3 separate regions of the Mus musculus genome follow, and regions 1 and 3 are each linked to region 2. The links are chromatin loops, found by intact Hi-C in ENCODE. Cell type or tissue: heart. All regions are shown on one strand. Links, peaks and the distances in the headings refer to the core of each region. The heading gives the core; the rest is flanking DNA. Region 1 overlaps Slc16a12 (solute carrier family 16 (monocarboxylic acid transporters), member 12). Region 2 holds the start of Slc16a12 (solute carrier family 16 (monocarboxylic acid transporters), member 12). Region 3 overlaps Slc16a12 (solute carrier family 16 (monocarboxylic acid transporters), member 12).

Evidence for each region. Hi-C counts contacts between places; a loop is a spot of excess contacts. Peaks named below come from ENCODE experiments on the same cell type or tissue, not always from the same donor. Only the 100,000 strongest peaks of a DNase experiment are listed, where the experiment ranks them.
Region 1: a loop joins it to region 2, with 2.1 times the contacts of the local background. A loop is called at or near these places in 7 of 42 quality-filtered maps.
Region 3: it touches region 2 in a loop (1.8-fold over the local background); 8 of 42 quality-filtered maps call a loop at or near these places.

The regions. Positions count from the first base shown.
Region 1 is chr19:34,681,509-34,689,099 of GRCm38, forward strand. The region is part of intron 2 of Slc16a12 (solute carrier family 16 (monocarboxylic acid transporters), member 12); the gene reads right to left. It also overlaps the pseudogene Gm46654. Among named protein-coding and RNA genes, the nearest start is that of Ifit1, 44 kb to the left of the region's middle. In heart, for the core only: a CTCF peak has its summit at 3,560 (motif pointing right); no DNase peak of the experiment used is centred there.
Region 2 is chr19:34,743,411-34,751,001 of GRCm38, forward strand. It overlaps Slc16a12 (solute carrier family 16 (monocarboxylic acid transporters), member 12), which reads right to left and starts at 3,918. Exons shown (of 7, transcript NM_172838.4): 1 at 3,656-3,918. In heart, for the core only: no CTCF peak of the experiment used is centred there; a DNase peak (open chromatin) is centred at 3,911; H3K4me3 peaks cover 2,897 bases; H3K27ac peaks cover 2,094 bases.
Region 3 is chr19:34,692,739-34,700,329 of GRCm38, forward strand. The region is part of intron 1 of Slc16a12 (solute carrier family 16 (monocarboxylic acid transporters), member 12); the gene reads right to left. Among named protein-coding and RNA genes, the nearest start is that of Slc16a12, 51 kb to the right of the region's middle. In heart, for the core only: no CTCF peak of the experiment used is centred there; no DNase peak of the experiment used is centred there.

The DNA.
Region 1 (7,591 bases), core at 996-5,995, 62 kb before region 2:
TTCTATTTATAACTGAAGTTCAGTGGAGCACAGAGGCTTCATGTGCACAAAGGATCCACGTGCCCTATATGTACCCGTTGCTACCCCTCTTACATGGAGTGTTGGAGATGTCTCATGTGCACAGAATTCTGGTTGACCTATAGTCCAAGGGAGCTTAGTAGGACTCACAGGTAGCACATGAATGCATGGACCTTAGTAGGACTCACAGCTAGCACATGAATGAATTACACCCATGACAGTGAGCATGTGAGAGTCATGGAAAAGGTCTAACTACCCAAGACAGGCCACGCTTTCTTTCTGGACCCAAACTTGTTCCAAAACAGAAAGAGGCAAAGGTACCTACCCTAAGGCTCACAATCTCCATCGCCTATGGTGAGAGTGTGGCACAGAGGAAGAGGACAAGAGGGTTACTCCTAACTTCTGTGCCTTCTCAGGAAGCCGAAGATGGCTCCGTGGATCGTATGCTTCCTGAGCAAACAAGAGGAGCTGAGTTTGGATCCCCAGAACTTGTGGAAAAATTAAGTGTGGCACAATCTACCTGTAACACCAGTGCTAGGGAGAGGAAACCAGGCAGATCCTAGGGTTCTTTGAATGTGTAATTTTAACACACACACACATACATACACACACACACATACACACACACCCTCAACAGCACAGACAATGCACATAAATTACTCAGACAACTGTCGACTTTAATTTGAATGAAAATACATTAGAACTTCTTAAAAACACGAAGCCAGTTTTAATTCGGAGCAGCAAGAAAAGCAAGAACCCTTCAATGAAAATGTAAGGGCCCCATCTGTTGATCTTGCTTCCTTCCCAAGATACTGATATCAAGGATAGTCACTGACAAATATCTGCAAAAGAAGCCATCAGCAGAGCAAACAAGCAACCCATAAAGTGGGAAAAAATCCTCACCAGCTCTCCATTAGACATGGGGCTAATGCCAAGAGTTTATAAAGAACTACAGAAATAAGTAAAAGAATGTCTGGTGTTAATCAGCAAGTGGATCCAGGAGATGGAAAGTTTACAAATGAAGAAATATAAATGGCCAATAAGTATTTTTAAAAAAATGGTTGATATCCCTAGTCATCAGGAAAGTACAAATTAAAACTGCTTTGCAATGCTACCTCATTTTAGCTAACAATCTGACAAATGTTGGCAAGGGTGTGGAGAAAGAGGAACCCTTGTCCACTGCTGGTGGGAGTGCAAACTAGTAAAATCATTGTGAGAATTAGTAGGGCATTTCCTCAAAAAGTTTAAATAGACTCAGCTACACTATACCAGAGCATACACCTCCCAACCTCCATACCATACCACAGAGTTACTTCCACAACCATGTTTATAGTGCTCTACACATAATGGGGAGGAAATGGAACAGATAAATGAACAGTGGAAATGTGGAACACATACCCTATAGAATTTTTGAATTTGAGGTGACCCAAACTCAGAAGACAAAAGCCTTATGCTTCCTCACATGCAGATCCTAGTCTTTACATATGCATTTATACACACATGTAAGTGTGTGCAGAGTCTAAAAAAACTCAAAAGGAGACCAAGAGAGGGGACAAGTAGGTACCTAGAAAGGATGAAAGGTAAGCAAAAGGACACAGGAATACAACAAGAGGTAGATGCTGGGGCCACCACACAAGAGAAGTTAGGGGTAGCAGAAAGGTGGGGGGAATGGGTTGGGGTAAGAATCACTAAAACAAATCATTCAAAATGCAGTAATGATATCTAGTATCTTGTATGCTAATTTAAACTTATTTTGTATCACTGACAATAAATTTCTTTTCTAACAGATCGTTTTCCTACTGCTTTCATGTTTTCCTTTCAGACAATACAAGTTTCAGAGCTGGATCGCTTGGTCCTTTCTCTTCTTGTCACCTCCCAGTTCAAAATGCTTGCACCTCTTAATGGCCAGGATGCTCTTGGATCTTCTGTTGGGTTCAGCACACTTAAGCCTGAGCACAAACTTCTTTGTGGTTTAGGCCATCTTTTGGGAAATTGGCTTTGTTTGCCCATCGTAGCCACTCTGCTTGCAATAATAGCACCACTACCCTTGGGTATACAGGGAATCTTTGCCCTTCTTATACTGGGTAACTTTGTGAGGCTGATACTTGCCACATGTCTTACAAAGAGTCCTTTGGGTTTTAGGAACATTGGCCATCTTTGCAGTAGAAGTGTCTGCGATGAAAAAAGAGACCCAGAGTCTGTGATGGCCACCTCAATTACCAAACAGCAGAGGGCTAATTTAAATTTTTTAATTAAAAAAACAAACACCAATATAGTAAAAGCAATAACTAAAATCTTGTGAAGTCCCCTTCTTCTGCTGCTTCTTGTCTGGAACTAAAATGTCTTATCATCTTCTCCTAACTACTTAGCCTTCAATCAGAATGAGTTGTGAGTTAACGTACATAGCCTCATTATCAAAATGGTTGAGTTATCCATCACCCAGGATTCTCAGTAGAACAGCATTGACTGTGGGGCTGGGCGAGATTCATCCTGTGTGGCAGGATGCTTAGAAGCATCTCCAGCATCTTCTCCAAATGTCTCCAGACATTGCCAACAAGCCTTGGAAACCAAAATGAGCCTGACTGCCGACAAGTGATCTAGTCATCAAGTTTTCCAACCCCTCTTCAGAGCCTTCAAATCCCTCCATGGGTCTCCATCGCCCTTATTGTTCATAATTGACGGCAACACCTTTCCCCTGAACTGTAGCCCAAAGCTCCTAAGTGATGCTTCTCCATTAGCACTTAGCTGTCTTCAGCGCATTCTGCAAACAGTGCCTTCCTAGAACAGATGCTGGCATTTCAAACATTTTAGCCTGACTTGCAAGTCTTTGGTGTCCATGCTCCTTTCTGCCCACTGTTTGCATACTTCACTTCAGTCACCTCTTTCTACCTCGTTCAACACAGTCCCTGTGTATTATGCACGTCCGTACATTATAGCTTTTTCTGTGATTCTCCTCTAAGTGCTCGTTTTAATCTCAGATAGTTAGCCATTCCACACCTCCAGGAAATCCTCCTTGACTGCTCCCTTATTGCTCAAGACAGGAATGGATGCTTCTCGTACTCGTCCTCTACATGTGGCATGCTCATCTGTGGTCTGGCAACTCCCTTTCCACTTGTTTGTATTGTCCACTAGACGTTGCGCTGTGACAGAGGAAGACATATATGTCTTAGTTCACACTAAATTCCAAACATCTAGTATAGTATCTGTCATGAATTGGGTGCTTATAAAAATTGTTCAACAGAAGAAGACAATGAAGGAAGGTGAAAGAGGAAGGAAGAATGAAAGAAGGATGAAGGAAGAAGGAAGGAGGGAGGGAGGGAGGGAGGGAGGGAGGGAGGGAGGGAAGAAGGAAGGAAGGAAGGAAGGAAGGGAGGGAGGGAGGGAGGGAGGGAGGGAGGGAGGGAGGGAGGGAGGGAGGGAGGGAGGGAGGGAGGGGAGCCCCTTGATAGAGAATCTGACTGGAATGTAAGGAAGTGAAAGGCTCCACTGGAGAGAGAGGAGGAAGATAGGGTGGCAGTGCCACCAGAGGGCACTGCAGAGGCAAGCTGGAGCATCCAAACAGGCTATGAAAACACAGAATGAATCACCACTATCAGTGAAAAAGGTGCAGAAGTGACAGTAAAGAGTAGTTGAGAAAATGGCAAGATATTTTGAAATTATAAACCAGTCTCTTCACCAAATCGCTCTGGGGAACATAATATTACTGTGCTGTCCCTTGTGATTTCTTAAAAATTTTGCTTTGCCTTTTTTTTAAATTAATTAAGTTATTTATTTATTTTACATCCTGATTGCAGTGTCCCCTCCATCCTCTCTTCTCAGTCCCTCTCTCTTATCTCCCATCCATCCCGCCATCCATCTCTCCTCCCCTTCTCCTCAGAGATGAGGACGCCTCCCATGGGTATCAGCCAGCTTTAACATAGCAAATTGTAGCAAAATCAGGCACATCTTCTTCTTTTATTGAAAAGAAGCCCAGTAAGGAAAAAGGGATCTGAAGGCAGGCAATGTAGTCAGACAGCCCCTGCTCCCACTTTAGGAATCCCCTATGAAGACCCAGCTGCAGAACTGTTGCATATGTGCAGAGGGCCTAGGTCAGACTGATGCATGCTCTCTGGTTGGCAGTTGAATCTCTGTGAACCCCTGAGGGCACAGGTTATTTGATTGTTTCTGAAATGAGTTGACTAGTCCTATCAGTAAAACTTTGGATCTGAAAATCATTTCTGGAAAGTTGAGAACCTTAGTCAGAGGTCAAAGTTCAATGACCACATCCACCTTTATGAGCATTTCAACACTCATGAAGTTCAGAAAGATGGTTATGTCACTCAATGGGAAGAGGACCAAGTGACAAATGAAAAATAATTAAGTGAAAAGAAATAATACGGTCATTTTTCACCTCTTTAAAAAAGGAGAGAAATGACCATAGAGCTTTCCCGTTGAGGAAGGTTTGTGTTGTAAGATTTAAAATCCAGGGATATCTGAAATAAATTGAATTGTAATAGGAGCACACATGCATCCGGATGCTTGCAATAACAAGAGTCAGGAAAGCAAAGCTCTTATTCCAGATTCATACCCACGGAAACAGTGAGTGAGGAAGCTTGCTGATCTCTCAGGGTTCCAATTTCTTCATCTAGAGAGCAAGCATTTTTATAAGCATGACTCACAAAGATCAGAATGATGCATCTCATGTTGTCTCTTCAGCCTTTGGGGTCTGATAGGACTTGTTCCCCAAAATATAGAAACAGATCACAACCAGTGTCATCACTTATAACCAAACCCCCTTTCTTAAAGATGATCTGACTCAACAGGTCAATGAGCTTTATGACCTGTTAAGCTCAAGCTCACCACTGCTCTGACACTGTCCTAGCTACGCTAAGTTGGATCAAGAACTGACTCACAGCGATGTTGTAGACGACTAGCTAAAATCTCTGTCATATCCCTTGACTAATCCTATAATGTGGTGGGGAATGACTTCACGAAAACTATCTGAAAGCATGCCAACAAGGACAAAGTAAATGCTCGGTAACGTTACAATCACTTCATTTTTATCCTGACTCAAAAGGGTTTGAAAAAATCTCCAAAACTCCAAAGAACTCCAGAAATTTATTTCTACTCAGTTTATTTGAACTCAGGAAATCTAGGCAACACAAAGTCTCAAACCTAGGATATTGTTTTGTTTGAATATTTAAATAAAATTTTTGTTTCTAAAGTAACCATTCAAGTTGTTAATATATGTAGATAATTCATGTAATTGCACTTTAAATATGATCCTTAAGTTAATAATGTATTTTGATAAAGACATCTTAAAGAAAAAAGAAATAATCAATACATAGTAATAAGTAGAAGATATAAATAAATAATAATGACTGCTTTCATTGCCTGTTGAACTTTAAAATTTAAGTTTTTTCAAAGTACAAGGCTAGAGCTGAGATAGAATGTTTAAATGACTTGAGTTATAATTATAGCATTGTTTATAAAAGCAAAAACCAGAAGACGATATAAAATCACATCAATAAAAATGTATCAAATAATTGTAGATAAAAGTATGTGATAGAATTCCTCTTTTTTTTTTTTGTATAGAATAGAGATTATTCAGAGCATGGGGAGGGCAGTTAAGAGGGTAGCAGAGACAGAGAAAGGCAGAGAGAAGGAGAGAATAGAGAAATGGGGACCGGCCATGACCACGTGGAGGAGGGAATTGGGGGTAAGGGGGCAAGAGGCAAGAGAGAGGCAAGAGCATAAGAGCACGTAGTAGAATTCTAAGCAACTATTTTCCAATAAGGTAGAACCTTAGTGGTTGATACATAACAGTCTCAAGAGAAATTATTAAGGGGGGGACAGAACAACATATCAAAAATGATCCTGCTTATGTAAGTAACAAGAATGTACACTTAGGTTAGCTCAAGGTTGAGAAGGCTTTTTGTTTTCCTCTTGAGACTGAACTTAAAAAAAATATCGGTGAGGTTAATTTTAGGCAGTGAAATTGAGTTAGTAAGTAGGGAAGAAAAATATTTTATATATTTTCAACATGTTTGAATTTTACCATCAGAATGCAAGATGTTTTGTGTTAAGGTGCTTGTCCAGTAGATGCTGGTTATCTGTTAGGCAGGTTGCCCTGGTTCGATTCTCTTGCTCTCACATCCAGTCTTCTTGGCTGCTTCTTGATGTGTGACATTTAGATTCCTGGGCTGGCTACATCATCTCACTTTCTTTTCTGCCTTTATTCTGCTTAAGTGTTCTTGTCTTGATCTCCTCTGTTGACTTCAGTCTGGTATTCTGCCTTGACTTGGAGCCATGGTCTTCTTTTCTGGTTTCTGACTGAATGTATGGCAGTTTCGGCATGGTGAAGAAGGGCAGGTACTGGTGCAGGCTGAGACATCTTCCTCCTTCATTTTTGCCAGGCCAAATTATTTCCATCCCTTAAGACTTTACTTCAAGGACTTCTCTAGAAAGCCAACCCTGAATCTCCAGGCCTGAATTTGTCTTGCTGCCGATCATATTTTAATTCCATACTGACCAAAGTTAATATAGCATTTTGATGATCTACATCATGAGCTGAAAAGGCCACCCATAAAAGGGTGACTTCTTTTATTTGACAGGGTGCTGAGTCCCTTGACTATCACCAAAGGTCACCCAACTTAATAGAACTCAAGTCAATACAGGTATTTTTATTTGTATCTCAGTCAATTGTGCATGAGTCTACCATAAGATTGCCAATCAATCTACTTCTTTAGAAGCCTCTAGTACAGAGAGAGTCATATCTTCAATGAATGGAAGATAATCATCAATGGAACAGATTTTAAATGAATTGAAATAGAAACTAAAAAGTACAACCTACAGAAGATAAAAGGTTTTTAGCCTTTAGTGGTAGCCAATGGATTCAACATCCTATCAAATAAGGGAAGATATCCATTTACTGATGGTCTTCCAAACTCCTGATACATGTCATCACACACACACACACACACACACACACACACACACACACACACACACTCATACTCTAAACACTTCTTGTAGTTCCAGAAAGTTCACTGAATGCATACAAACAGTCACTCGTGTGGACTTGTTGGTACAGGAATTGGTGTGCTATCTCCTATGGCTGAGTATCAATAGAACAGAGAAGGTAGAGTTTAGAGAGATGTATGCTCTTGGCACCATGACTTATTGTTATTGTCATGACAGCTCCTTGGATAGGAGTAGCCCACCTGTAGACAATGCTTCCCATAACCAACACATTTAAAAAGTCTGTGCCTAATACTATAGCTTCTCTTGATGATACTGAAGATAAGCCACAAGTGTGAATGGGGATCAAAGTGTAGTATATGCGTGAGAATAGGATAAGAACTTATTTAGTTATATTCTAGAGAAAGCAATAGTGAATTCCCTCTCTCTCTCTCTCTCTCTCTCTCTCTCTCTCTGTGTGTGTGTGTGTGTGTGTGTGTGTGTGTTTGTGTGTGTACTTTAAATGTCTATAGATTATGAGTGTGAGCATTGTAGTAAAAAAAAAAAAAGCAAAATTAAGTCTCTCTTCATCTCTGTCCTGGTAGCCATAGATATAAGTCTCTTAGCCCCTCCA
Region 2 (7,591 bases), core at 1,011-6,010:
TCAGCCTTCAGCTGTGTATTCTTTTTACAGCCCCTCCTACCACCAGCAAAATACAGTCTTTACACAAATTATTACTATGCAATCCAATAAATATCTATTAAGTCAACAGATTAGTGTGCTTATGGAATAATAGGTGATCTGCAACATTCTACCTGACTACAACAACTCACTCCTCTGGACCATCTACGATGGAGCAAATTGAAGTGAACAGAGAAAACAGTCAGGCATGGTCACACACACCTTTAATCCCTGCACTTGGGAAGCAATAGGCAAATCTCTGTGAGTTTGAGGCTATCCTGGTCTACATAGTAAGCTCCAGGCTAGCCAGGGCTACATAGTGAGGCCATCTCTAAAAAAAAAAAAGAAAAGAAAAGAAAAGAAAAGAAAAGAAAAAGAAGGAAGAGAAAGAAAGAGAGAAAGAAAGAAAGAAAGAAAGAAAGAAAGAAAGAAAGAAAGAAAGGAAGGAAGGAAGAAAGGAAGAGAGAGGAAGAAAGGAGGGAAGGAAGGAAGGAAGGAACCAACAGTGTAGCAAACACCAAAAGCTGTGACCTTACCTAAGCATTTCATAAAGGCCACTTAAAATAGTGCCCTGTTAGATAATGAGATTTCCTGATAGACTTGATGTAAAAGAAATTAAAACTAGAAACAAGGGCCTGGGGAGAGGGCTCAGTGGGTAAAGTCCTTACAACTAAAACATGAAGCTCCTGAGCTGGGATCCCCAACACCAAGTAAAAGCAGAATGTGACAGTACTTGTCGGTATTCCCAGTGCTAGTCAGTGGAGACAGAAAGATGCCAGGGGCTTGCTGGATAGTCAGTCTAGCCCAGAGGGCGAGCTCCAAATCGTGTAAGAAGAACTGCTTCAAGCAAATCAATCAATCAATCAATCAATCAAACAATCAGTCAATCAATCAATCAGGTAAAGAAGAGAGAAAAAGGCATTCCAGTTCCACCACTCCAGTCCCTGGCCTCCACTCACAAGTGCATGGGCAAGCTCACCTGTACAAACCTAAACCTGCTAAACACACACACACGAAACAGAGAATCTTTTTTCTGCTCAAATCCTCCAACATATTCCACTGTGATTTGATTTTTCTCACTTAAATCTTACCATAGCAATGGGTGAGTTTTTAGATAGTCATGAAAGGTACTCACAAGAAAGTACCTTACAGATTGTAACTTAAAAACAAAAAACAAAACAAAACAAAACAAACAAAAAAACCTAAGGATTAAGTGAAGAATGCAAAAACAACCCAAACACTGCACTGACTTTTTTTTTTATTTTTTGGTGTGGCTTTATATGACCAAAAACCTGTCAAGTTCATTTAGATCATTTCGATAAGTCACTATTAACAACTACAGACATGCCTGAGCTTGCAAACTGTGCTTTTTGAAGAAAATGCAGCTGAGAGAATGTTAAATCTGGAATGTCTGTAATTCAAAGAGAAAAATTACCATGGTGACAGGTTTACCAATAAGGCACATGACGGTGTAGCCCAAGTCAGTTCATGAACATCAAAGCAACTGTGAGAGTTGTTCGTTTCCCATGATTATAAGTTCAGCAAGTTGACCGGATCTGAAGACAGAACATTCACATTTGTTTCCCTGCTTAACGTAAAACTGAAATTCTCTTCCACCTGGCTAACAGAATTCCAGGGAAGTTTTCGATTAATGAACTTCAAGTTGAGCTCTTCAGAGCCAAAGTCCTTCATTTTGTTCACTGACACCTACCCAATTCTCAAAACAGCACTGAGCATACAGTGGGCACTCAATAAATACCTATTACATCGAATTAAGTTGAAGAAGCATGCAATATGCTGCAGTGGTATTAGCTAAATCAGCCTACAGTTTTAAAATCTAAGCCGTGACTTCTGTTCCAGATCACCGAGTTACTCATGACGAACCTCCGGACCACGCTTCTTGCAACAGCTCAGCATTGCAAATCACTCAGATCATGTCTTCATTACTAGCCATTTATCACCAGAAGAAGCACAGAATCTGGACTCCAGAGCCACTAGAGGAACCTTATTCCAACTTATCCTTGCTTTTCCTGGGAGTTTATTTGGGAAGTATCCACATATTCATCTTCATATGGGAAGAATTTTAAACATTGCCTAAACATGAGGCTCCTTCTTCGCTTCCTTCCTGCTTTCTCTCCATGTGTGCCTTCTTTTCTTCCTGTCATCCTTTCTTCCCTCCATTTTTTTTTTTTTTTTTTTGAGATAGAGTCTTCCTATGTAGCCTTCACTAGCCTGACAGTCACTATGTAGCTCAGGCTGATCTTGAACTCCCAAGAGTCCTCTGCCTCCCGTCTCTGATGTGCTGGAATTACAGCCATGTACCATCATCCCAGGTTTAAAGTGTTCTTAACTTTTAACACTTACACAACAAAGGCAGTTTGACTGAATCGACCTCTCATCTAGTTCAGAACTCTCTCAGGTTAAAAGCAGATGAGTAATTACAAGGATGAGAAAATTATATGCTTGGGCCGGTCTAGTCATATGGTGCCGGGGTTGTTGTTAAAATGCATAGAGGCAAAATACCCTAAACACTGACCAGGACGACAGGGAGAAAGCCTGGATTTCAATATTGGTCCCAACTACACTTAAAGATATAAGTTTTAACAAACCTTGCAGACATGGCTCTGAGCTTCCCAAGCTATTCAACTGAAGGGTTTGAATCTAATAGATTCTCTAAAACTCATTTCAATTCTAAGATCCTGTAAGTAATACGTGATTGTGTCCAGTCTCTCAGTATCCAAAGCTCACACTTTCTACAGTCATAAGCCAGGCATCACGGGTGGCTAGCACACCATTAGCTGTAGTTTAGTGTGACTTGGGGGTGGGGGTGGGGGTGGGGGGGAGAAATTACACAGCCAGCAGCTGCAGATTTCAACAGCTAGTGAGCTCAAATACCCGTAGCCACAGGGTCTTCCTGAACTTGGCAAGCCCGAAGATTTTTTTCCTTCTGGGCTAGGTTTAGCAGAGACGCTGGAATGCCCACATAGCTCTCAGCAAAGCTGGGAAGAACAGCGGCCAGACAAAATGCAAGCGAGTGGCCCAGAACACTGAATCACCAGTTTGCACCAAACATACAGGGCTGGCTGCTTTAGGGTAAGGAGCGACTGGAGAAATTAAGTTTAATTCATTCCAAACGGGAAGGCCGGTGTGCTCTAAAGAGATCACCTAAGGATAATAAACGGTTGGTGGGTAGGAGAGGGTTAAAAAGCAAGAACACCGGACAACCCAGGGGGAAAGGCGGTCTGTCTTGCCTGGGAAATGCGCATCTGGAAATCACAGGACACAGATCAAAGCCACTCTCTGCAGCCACCTGCCTGGAAACCCAGCCAGACACTCCAGAACACAGGACAAGTGGGCACGTGCTTCCATTCTAAACCCAACAAGTGGCCAGACTTAGGATCTAGACACAGCTGAGCTCCGGGATAGATGTAGAATGGAGCGCCTGCGTCCTTCCCGAGGTCTAGGTCCAGCTCTGCTGCCCTATCTCGATTCCTAGCCACCTGTTTCTACGGAGTTGGGAAACCTTAAGGACAGAAGCAAAGCTTTCCGCACCGGGACAGCGCCGATTCCGGCGTGCGCTCCGCTGTCCTCTGTCCGGTCTCCGCCCGCCCACATCCCGGGACCCACGGGTGCTCACCTCGCGGGGACAGCTGCAACGCTGGCGACGGCGAGCCCACATGTCCCCTTCGCGGCGGCCCCTTCCCACGGCTCTGGAGTCCGGTCCCGGCTGAGGGGCGGAGGAGCGCACAGGGCGGAGGCGCCGTAGGGGCCGGGGCCCGCAGGCAGCGCCCGCCGGACACTGTCACTAGGGAGATCCCACCGCCCCGCCCCGGAGAAGCAAAGCTCTCAGTCACCGCAGCCCCGAGGGTGACTCTGCCCTGCCGGCGGACGGGCTTTGTCCCCGGATCCGCTCTGCGCTGGGGGCTTGACCACGGGTGAGGGGCGCGGGGAGGAGGGGCGCCTCCAGGTTATGTAATGCTTAGGCCCGCGAGTCGTGAGCCAGCTCACTGGGGACTGCAGGGCTCTCTCTGTAACAGTCTTGTGTAGCTGGGACCTACACTAAAGAAGGCTGGGTGTTCTCAAAAAGATATGTCCCTGCATGGTCAAAGAGTAGAAGCTGTACAAAGTCTCCTGCACGTGCATCTTGCAAGGACCGGGACCCTGGTCAGACCATTACACAGATCAGTCAGTCCTAAAGACTTGAGTTCAACTCGCCCCACAAAGCCCCATGACTTTGGGCAGTCAACTTAACTCTGAGTCTCAGTTTCTCTATAAAATAAAAGAACATTTGCTTCTCTCTCTTGCTGAGAGGAGAAAATGGGTTCATTAACAGGTTCATTAACAGGCTCATTAACAGTGTGTGTGTTTGGGGCTGGGGGGGGGGGGGTAAATGGTGTTTGCCCCGCCCTCCAGGAGGCACTGTGTGCTGCAGGTTCCAGGCTAGCCATCCCCTCAGGTATCCTTTTAGGCAAAAGCAAAGTCTCTGAACTGACGAGGTCAGACTCAAGCTCATAGAAGTTATCGCAATTCAGAATGGTCCTTCAGACGGACGCAAGCTAGGAACTGGTTAGAAATGCCAACCTCTAAATGTCTTCTTTTCAACAAAAGTCCTGGCTGATTATGACGAACGGCAAAGTTAGAAAAGAAATTAAGCTTTCAGGAAAAATTGAGAGGAACGGGAACCCACTGGTCAATAGTAGGCAATATTGTACTTTGGATTTGTTGTTGTTGGGCACGAAGGTTGTGTGTTTGAAGAACATGTGATACCATGTGGTCCTGAAAGATCCTGACAGAATGTAAAAGGACACAGAAGCCCTGGAATTGGCAAGATAGATGTCAGTGTTAGCAGAACTAGCTTCACTGATTTAGAAAAATAGAGGTGCACAATGCTCTGGCCACTCCTTGAACCTGTGTGTCTGCCAATGTTTTGACTGTTCATTGAACCCAAGTGTGTGCCCACTGATGAAGCCCATTGCCAGGTGTTTGTGATATTGCTTGCTGAGAAAGAGTCAGAAAATCTCCCCAGCAACCACAGCCCGGCCAATCCTGAGTTGCTACACCTGCACCAGACTCTTTCCTTGTACCCCTCCCATACCCATTTCTTGAGAATAGACATTGTTTAGATCTGGAAATCCCCTACTCCCCCCCCCCTTCTCCTTTCTCCCCTGAGGGCCTATAAAAACTGGGACCTCTTTCCCCTCGGGGTCCACTCCTCTACCCCTGCGTGGGATATGAGTCGTCCCCAGAGTTCTGGCTTTCCCCAATAAAGCCTCATGTGGTTTGCATCAAGCTTGGTCTATTGTGAGTTCTTGGGTGTCCGCTATTGTCCTGAGGCCTGAGCGAGGGGCTCCTCTCGGAGTCTTTCAGTCCAGGCTTGCCTTCAACTCCCAGTCCTTCCAAGGTCAGTGCCCTGGTGCTGGCATTCTAAAAACAATCGAGTAGAGTGAGGGAGCGAGTGCTCCACCCTAGACTTTTAAACAGATGTTTCTGAAGCTCTGGGTTCCATCCCCAGCACTGCACAAACAAAATTCCTGCCTAGCTAAGGCCCTTCTCATCTTGCAGGCTTCTCTGTAAGTTTGTTTCCCTCTCTGTTGACCTTCCTACACACTAAGTCTAAATCTGAATTTAAGGACTATTTTCACTTAGTATGAAACTAGTTTAGATCTAAGGGATTAGTAAATGTGTGTTTAAAACACACACAAGAAGGAGAATTCATTAGCATTAATCATAAGCTCATAAATGCAGGGTCAGCAGTGAGCCCTGAGCCCTCGGCTATGGAGGTCTTTAGGTCAAAGGCTTGGGAACTCTGTCTTTGAGAAAAATCATTCTGCCAGTTAAATACTGTTCTTAGGGGCAAATCGGTCTTGTCTTCTATTTCAATAATATAGGACAACCAGTTCTTTTGAGAAGTTCTGGGGAATAAGATGAATCTTCAGACTTCCCTCAAAGTCACCACTCACAGGGCTGCTGGGAAAGCCCAGAGCTATAAGAGCAATGTCTCTGTTGTTTTATCCTTGACAGTATTCAGATTTTGTTTGTCTCTGAATGCTCCCTAGCAGGCTTTTTTAACCTTTGGGACTTAGGAATTGGTGATGTGTACATGCCAATAATCGCCACACTTTGGAAGCTACGGCATAGGGATGGCGAATTTGAGTGCAGTCTGGGCTATATAAGAAGAACTTTGACTTTAAAAAAGACAAAACAAGATAACATCAGGGAAAATTAGGTTAATTCCTGGGACGTGCAAGGTGAAAGGAAAGAATAGTTTACTGTTTCAGGTTATTCTCCGACCTCCACAAAGTACACATGAAATAGAAATATGTAGAAATACACGAAATACACGAAAATAATAGGCCAGGTTCTGATGTAGCTCACTTGGTTGGATGCGATTTACCATACACAAAGTCCTGGGTTCAATCCAAGCACCAAATAAGTCAGGTGTGATGGTGCCGCATGCTCACATTCCTTGTGTGTGTGAGACAGAAGCAGGAAACTCAGACATTAAAGGACATCGTCAGCCTACCAGTGGATGCTAGCCTGGACTACACAGTGGATGCTAGCCTGGACTACACAGTGGATGATGCTAGCCTGGACTACACAGAACCTTAGCTCAAACAAACAAACAAACAAACAAACTGGAGTCTTAAGAGTGTCACCGATTTAATAGGCTGTTCTCAAATCAAGTTATTTAGCAGAAAAATCTACAGCATTGTACTGTGCAGGAAGAAGAAGCTTGGACCCAGGTACAGCATCTCTGACTTCACTTAGCTTATTTCTAGACTAGAAGGCAAGGTCTGTTGAAATACACAACGCCATATAGAGGGTGATAAGCGCTCTGAGATAAAGCAGGGTGTGAAGATGGAACACTGACACGGTGATTACTTAGATGATGAACACAAGGTGGGTCTTAAGTAAATGTGATGTTTGACCACAGACTTGAATGATAATGTGAGTGAGCCATGGATATCTGGATTGTGAACGTTGGCAGAAATGGGTAGTGCAAAGCCCCATCATCATAGTGCTGCCTTTGACATCATAATGTTGCATTTTACATAACAAGGCTGTATTGTGACATCACTATGCAATGCTGTGCCATCACAATGCTCCACTATGATATCACACTGCTCTGCTGTAACATAACGATGCTATATTGTGATATTACAAGGCTGTGTGTGCATCATAATGCTCTATTGTGACATCATAGCACTCCATTGTGAGATCACAAGGCTCCACTCTGTCAGAATAGTGTTACATCATGACATCCTGACGCTCCTTTGTGACATCACAGCTCTCTACTTGAGATCACTGTACTCTATTATGAGATCACAGTGACTGTCATGCCATACGTACTATGACACATGATAGTATCCACTGTGACAAGACAGTGCACCCTTGTGACATCATAGTACATTGTTATCAGATTACAATGCTCCACTGTGACAGAGGAGTCTTCCATTATGTTATCACAATGTTCCATTAGGACAGCACAGTGCTCTGTAGAGATTGCAGATCACAATAACTGTCCTGTCATACTGTGACATATGACTGTGTCCCGTGTAAAATGACAGTGCTC
Region 3 (7,591 bases), core at 1,727-6,726, 50 kb before region 2:
CAATTGTGAGTGCTCAGCCTTTCCAGCTCTGGACATTCGTAATCCACACAGGTGATAACTATGTATTCATTAGACTTGGGTTTCTATATTTGGAATTGTATTCAACAGGTTAGAGCAAATCCTAATTACTATAGTGACAGAGTAGCTGGACTTTCTGTAGCATTTATAATGCTTTTTTTTTCTTTCCCTGTTCTTTTCTTTCCCTGCTCTTCTCTTTTCTTTCCCTGCTCTTCTCTTCTCTTCTCTTCTCTTTTCTTTTCTTTTCTTTTCTTTTCTTTTCTTTTCTTTTCTTTTCTTTCCCTTTCTCTCTCTCTCTTTCTTTCTCTTCCTTCCTTCCTTCCTTTGTTTCGTGTGTGTGTGTGTGTGTGTGTGTGTGTGTGTGTGTGCGTGTGTGTGCGTGTGTGTGTATTGAGCATCAAACCCAGGGTATGCTATGCAAGTGCCTTACTGAAGAGCTACAAACATCTCCAGTCCCCACAGGCTTTAATTTCTTAAGTGTATAGTAGTTGAGTATTATCACCTACTGCCCTATCTAGCCATACCCTCTCGTTATAGGGAAGTGAAATGCTACAGAGATTCTGGTCTCATCAGAAGATACCAGACACCAACCCAAATGGCAGAGAAAGAAAGCATAGAGACAGACTGGTATGTGCTTTCAGGTGAGTGGGCATGGAGGCAGATGGTACCCGACTCAGTTCCTTACAGAGGCAGATGATACCTGTCCCAACTCTGTTCCTTTCCTTCACTGGGCATTTCCCTAGTCCCTAGTCTTATGCACCAGCTCTGTCGTAACCTTTAGTAATCTCTTTCCCAGTTTATTTTCTTTCATTTTCATAAATATATATATATATATATATACATACATGTATATATACATATGTGTGTATGTATATATACATATATGCACTGGCTAGTTTTGTGTCAACTTGACACAGGCTGGAGTTATCACAGAGAAAGGAGCTTCAGTTGAGGAAATGCCTCCATGAGATCCAGCTGTAAGGCATTTTCTCAATTAGTGATCAAGGGGGGAGGTCCCCTTGTGGGTGGTGCCATCTTTGGGCTGGTAGTCTTGGTTCTATAAGAGAGCAGGCTGAGCAAGCCAGGAGGAGCAAGTAAGTAAAGAAATACCCTCCGTGGCCTCTGCATCAGCTCCTGTTTCCTGACCTGCTTGAGTTCCAGTCCTGACTTCCTTGGTGATGAACAGCAGTATGGAAGTGTAAGCTGAATAAACCCTTTCCTCCCCAACTGCTTCTTGGTCATGATGTTTTGTCCAGGAATAGAAACCCTGACTAAGACAATATATATATTATATAATATATACAATATACAATATAGAAAGTCTAGAAGTCATTAGAGTTTACAACGATGTATTTCAGAATTTTTTAACCTATAGACTGTAGGACAGGCATAAACCTATCACAAAACTTTATGTTTAAAACATTGTGAGCTTTTTCCTTGTGAATGTTTTCCTTTTCCCCTTTCCTTTTGAAAAGAAAAAAATATATAAAAGATATTTACAACAGACATCGACAGAAAACTGTTTGAAAATCTATATTCAGTAAGTTGGAAAAATCAAAGAGAAATGAGTACATTTCTAGGCACAGGTGATCTACCAATATTAAACCAAAGAATATGAACAACTTAGACAGATATTTTATGAACAACCATAGGAGTATTACAAAAGCACAGGTGTAGATGAATTCACAGGTGCAGATGAATTTACAGGTGTATTCTGTCTGATCTCTATAGTACTCGCCATGCCCATAAATCATTTCATAAAATAGAAAGGAAAGAGATGCCACCAAACACATTTTATTAGTTTGATATCAAGACCATATAAGGTCAGAACAGAAAGGAAATTATATGCTCATATCTCTGATACATATGAATGAAAACATTCTCAATAAAATACTTGCAAACTGAGTTCAACCACATTTGAAAAGTCATTCATCACTTTTGAAAAGTCTTACATACCAAGATGGCTTCTTCCTAGAGAATTAATGTAAGACTCAACACACAAAAATCAATAAATAGCATACAGACTTAGAGACAGAAATCACATGGTGAGATGGCCTTTGACAAAGTTTAACATCCCTTTATGATGAAATACCGGAAGAAGGAATTTACTTTAACCTAATAAAGGATATAAAATACAAACCTATAGCCAACATTATATACATGAGGTGGTGCAGGAATTCAAAGGATTCCACTTACAATCAGAAGACAAGGTCTACTTTTGCCACTTTTATTTAATAATTTTAATTGTTTGATATCTTTCCTAGAGCAATGAGACAAAAGGAAGGGAATAAAAAGGATATAAACAGGAAATAAAGAAGTCGAAGCACCCAGATTTGCAGGAGATAGGATTCTATATGTGAGGTCCAAAAGACCTCTTTAGAAAATTTAGAGCAGATAAACACTTTCAGAAAAATAATGGCAGGCAAAAAAAATTATCACATGAAAATCAGTAGCTAAAAGAAAAGAAGGACAGTCGCCTTTGTATACACTGATAGCAAACGCACTGCTAAAAAATCAGGGAGATAATCCTACTTACAATTGCCTCAAAAAGTATCTTGAAATAAACCTAAACAAAGGACATAACAATCTCTACAATTACAAACCATAAAACACTGAAGAAGGAAATCAAAGATACTGGGAGACTGAAGGATGTCTCGTGCTCATTAATGAAAGAAACAGTTCAGGGAACATGGCCAAACTACCAAAAGCAATTTTTAAGTTCAATCCAATCCCTTTCAAAATTTCAATGACATTCTTCACAAAACTAGGAGAGGACAAACCACAGAATTCATATGGGAGCATAGAAAGGCCCTAACAGTGAAAGCAATCATAAGCAAAAAGAATAACGTTAGAGGCATCACAGCATCTGATTTCCTGCTATACCACAGGGCCACAACAACATAAATAGCTACTAGGAAAACGAAAACAAAACACACAAACAAAGAAACAAACAAAAAAACAAAACCAGGCATGTATATCAATGGAGTATAAAAGAGCACTCAGAATTAAATGCATGCAGCTATAGCCACCTAATGTTTGATACAAGTATAAAAAAGTACATGGACAAAGAGCTCCTGGCCAGGCTGAACTGGGAAAGCTGGACTCTCACGTTCAGAAATATGAATGTAGGTCCCAAGCCCTCACCTTGCAAAACTAAAAGAAAATAATTCAAAATAGATCAAAGATCTTAATGCAAGATCTGAAGCTCTGAAATGAATAGCGGGATCCAGGAAGATCAGCTTGAGACAAAAGCATAGCAAAGTCTTTCTGCAAAGGACTCCAAGAATGCAGGGAGTAAAACCGGGAGCTGAAAAATGGGGTTCTAGAAGGTTAAAAAGCTTCTTACAGCACAGGAAATAATAAGTAAAGAGACAGCTCACAAAACAGCAGAAAGTCCTTGCTAGTTATACAGTGTACAGGGGACTGATAGTAACATTATACAAGAACTTTTAAAAACCTACCTCCTATCCAAAGAATCCAATCAATATATAGGCTAATGAAGTAAACAAGTAGCCTTTAAAAGATGAAGTATTCAACTTTCTTAATCACATCAGAAAAATGCAATTTTAAACTATATCAAGATTCTCCTCTTGCCCCAGTCAGAATGGGCACCATTACGTAAACATCAATAAATCTTGCTGAAGATGTAGAGGAAATTAAGCCATATATACTGTTGATGGGAATGCAAATTACTCCAGCCACTCTGAGAATCAGCATGGAGAGTCCTCAAAAACTAAAGCGGAAACTACTGTATACCTTCCAGCTGCACCACTCTTGGGACAATGCCAACACACTCTAAGTCAACAAACTGGAGAAACTTGCTCATGAACCTTTACTGTACACTGTTTGCAATTGCCAAGTAATGGAGCCAGCCCAGGTATTCATCGGAAGACGAATGGATAAAATAAAAATGCTACAAAAGGCAGATACTGCTTGTTTTGTCTTATATGTGAATCCAAGACTTTACAGATGAATAAAAATCACTTATGCATATATGTCATGAAAGCAGAAGTTGGACTGTCTAGGGGCCGGAAGGGGCCTAGCAGTAGGGAAGAGGAAGAAAACAGGTGAGTGCATGATATACTTGAATTAAATTGTCTTTATAAAACTTATCGTGGAACTTGTGGCTCTAGCTGCATATGTAGCAGAGGACGGCCTAGTCGGTCATCAGTGGGAGGAGAGGCCCTTGGTCCTGTGAAGGCTCCATGCCCCAGTATAGGGGAATGCCAGGACCAGGAATGGGAGTGGGTGGGTTGAGGAGCAGGGGGAGGGGGTAGGGGATAGGGGATTTTCAGAGGGGAAATTAGGAAAGGGGATAACATTCATAATGTAAATAAAGAAAATATCTAAAAAATAAAAAATATGGCAAGTGATTAATGCAATATGAATTCAATTAAATATACATTCCTGAGGGTTTTTTTTTAATGTTGTAGTTTTGACCTTTTCTTTTCTTTTTCTTCTTTATTCTCTTCTTTTCCATATATCGGGTATATTGCCCTTTAAATTATGGTAATAATACCAGGAATAAATATTTTCAAAAATTGAAAGAAAAAATGTTAAAGGTTTACAACACTAAAAAGTTTAAGGCATCCCATGTTACTGACTGACACAAAAAGCAGGTTAAGGACGGACATAGAAAAATAATTCGGCTCAGGATGAGATTAGGTTGATCATATGTCCTGTTATGTTCTGATTCTCACTATTACTATTTATTATTTATTATATGTGGAAATTCCCCAACTGTGGCTTTCATTCAAAGCCAAGCTAGATAAAAGTTAATTTGAACTGTTATCTGGACTACTAAAGAAACTTGGAAGAAGGCTGACCATCCTGCAACCCATCCTGTATCTTCTTCAGAGCAAATGTTTTCTTTCCCTATGAAAACTCACTCTGGACGATGTCCAAGGTCATAGCTTTCAGTTCCTGAGTCTGAGCTATGACCCTGATCAATCAGTCTTGGCGTATGCTTTCAATAAACCAGCCCTGTTTAACTGAGAAAAAAAAGTATCATTATGAAACATTAATATGTGATAATAAATACCATTCACTTTTTAAAAAATCTGCTCATAAAGAACACTAACAAAATACAAAAGTGTATAAATCTATGGCTGGACAGATATTTCAGCCATTGGCTTCACAACTTTAATGGTTCAGCTCCCAGCACCAACATCAAAGCCTATCTCATCCTCTTTCCTTCCCTTATTTACACTGGCCCAATGGCACACCATCTTAACTAAAAGAAAATGACATCTTTAGAAACACAAGCACAACTGTATAAATCTGAATAAACTTTGCAACACTCCTCATCATGTTGTAGTGACATGATAAATGGAGGTCTACTGTCAGTCAAAGTTAACCTGAATGGCCACAATGCAAGCACTGGCCTCATCAGGACTCCAAGGAAGGCTGAGAGCATTCAGTGGCAACATAGTTCCTCACGGTTTCTCCAAGAAAGCACAATCCTTGGGAAAGAACACCATTCTCTCCTTTTCTCAATGCAGAAGCTCCCCCTCAGAGAGAGTCCCTCGATGATGTTGCATTTGAACATGAATGACAATGTATGTCTCTAGCAGACTTCAGATAATACAGCTGGACACCTGACCTGGGGGATTTCAAATTTACCATGGACATTTGTCAACATGATGTCCACACAATGCTAAAACATGACAAAGGATGAGAAGAGGGGACCCTAGAAGGTTAGAATTATAATTATACTTGCTCACAAATCAATACATTCGAGTTTCTCTCAAAAGGTTTTTTTTTTTTTTTAAATAGATGTATCTTCACAAAGAAATGTGCAGGTTCAGCATGGCAAAGCTAGCTTCCTGGAGACTTTCCCATCACATTAACTTGTAAATGATTAACCCACCTGATATTTGCCAGAACAACACCCGGGAAATCTTTTACCGAGTCACCAGTATGTAAAAAACTATAAACAAAGAGAGCACTACCATCATGCAACTCTTTGGTTTACTAGTACTCCTCTAATTTATTGTACTTTTACATCAATTGCTAAAACATAATTGTATTCTGCATCCTATTCTTGCTTCAGAATTGGTTTTTCTCTATCAGAAATTCTGTATTTGAATGTCCTTCTAAAATTACCCTTTTAGTACAAATTAGAATATAGTTCCAATTCTCTTCATTCTCTTGGCACTCTAAAGAATTTAATTATTTGCAAAGGGTTGCTAACATTCAATATCTTTGCTATAAAGCACTACACTGTGGGGATGGGCTGTATCTCTTTCCTGCTACCCTCAGTGTTAAGTGACCTCTTTTATCTATAGGTATGCACAAATTCATGCATCAGCAGGCAGCTGAATGGAAACACGGTCCTGGAGTCTCCTGTTTTGGAAGCTCTGAATGGTCACTTTCCATTGCTTTCCTTCTGCAACATCCCCAATTTCCAGTGTCTTACCTGTTAGCAATTTGCTTCCTCTATAATATAGTTTGCAGCCATAATAGAGGTAAGAGGTTATCATGGAAAACTGATGAGTGAATCAAGATGGCTGTAATGACTGTGTCCAAGAGGCCCTATTCAGGGGTATGACCCTGTCTGAACCACTTCTTTTCCTAACTTATATATATAAAAGGCACAAAACTACTTAAGACATAGTCTCTACTTCAAATAGCCAGTTGTGGCAAGTCAGCTTTTTGTCTCTGTGGAAAATGAGAAAAACAATTTAAACGAGGGAAAGTAGACGATGGTTGGTGTTTTTAGTTCATGGTTGGCTAGTTTCATTGCTGCTGAGTCTGTGAGGCAGAACAATATGGCTCAAAGGGTGTGCTAGAGCAAAATTGCTCATCTCATGCTGCTTAGGAAAGGAGGGAGGAGAGAGAGAGAGACAGAGACAGAGACAGAGACAGAGAGACAGAGACAAAGACAGAGACAGAAAGGGAGAGGGAAAGACTGGCAGAGACACACAGAGATGAGTGATTGAAAGACAGAGACAAAAATACAGAGAAAGAGAGTGTGTACACACTGCCCAGTGGTGTGCTTCCTCCTAGAAGGTTCTATTGCTAAGAACTTACTCCGCTATGAACACATCAATAAATTAAACTACTGGTAAGGTTAACATGCTCATGAACCAATCACTCTCAAAAGCGCTACTGGCTGGGGACCAAGCCCTAAACCTATAAGCCTCTTAGATGATACTTCATATCCAAATGAGAACACTGCACCAAGAACCTCCTTAGTATGTTTTTAAGTCTCCTGGTAGAATGAGCACTGTTTGTAAACTCTAATTGGCTTCATTCCTTCTCTTTTTCAGCATTTATAAAGTAGCCCATAGTTTTGGAGTAACTCATGATAAACTGCCCTTTCTTTTTCAAAAAAAGTTGCACTCAATGGCCCCTTTCCATCATTTGGGCTAAGCCAAGAAGTACATAGATATTGAGAAACGAGAAGGTAAGTTCTGTTTAGAATAATTATATCTTCAGACAATGAAGCATGGACCATGTTATGGGGAAATTGTTACCCCAGGGAATTAAAGGACTTAGACTTACAACGTGAAGAATGGCAAATTTCCCACGTTTCTGAGTAGCACAGATTTCCCATTCTCCTCCTGTGTCT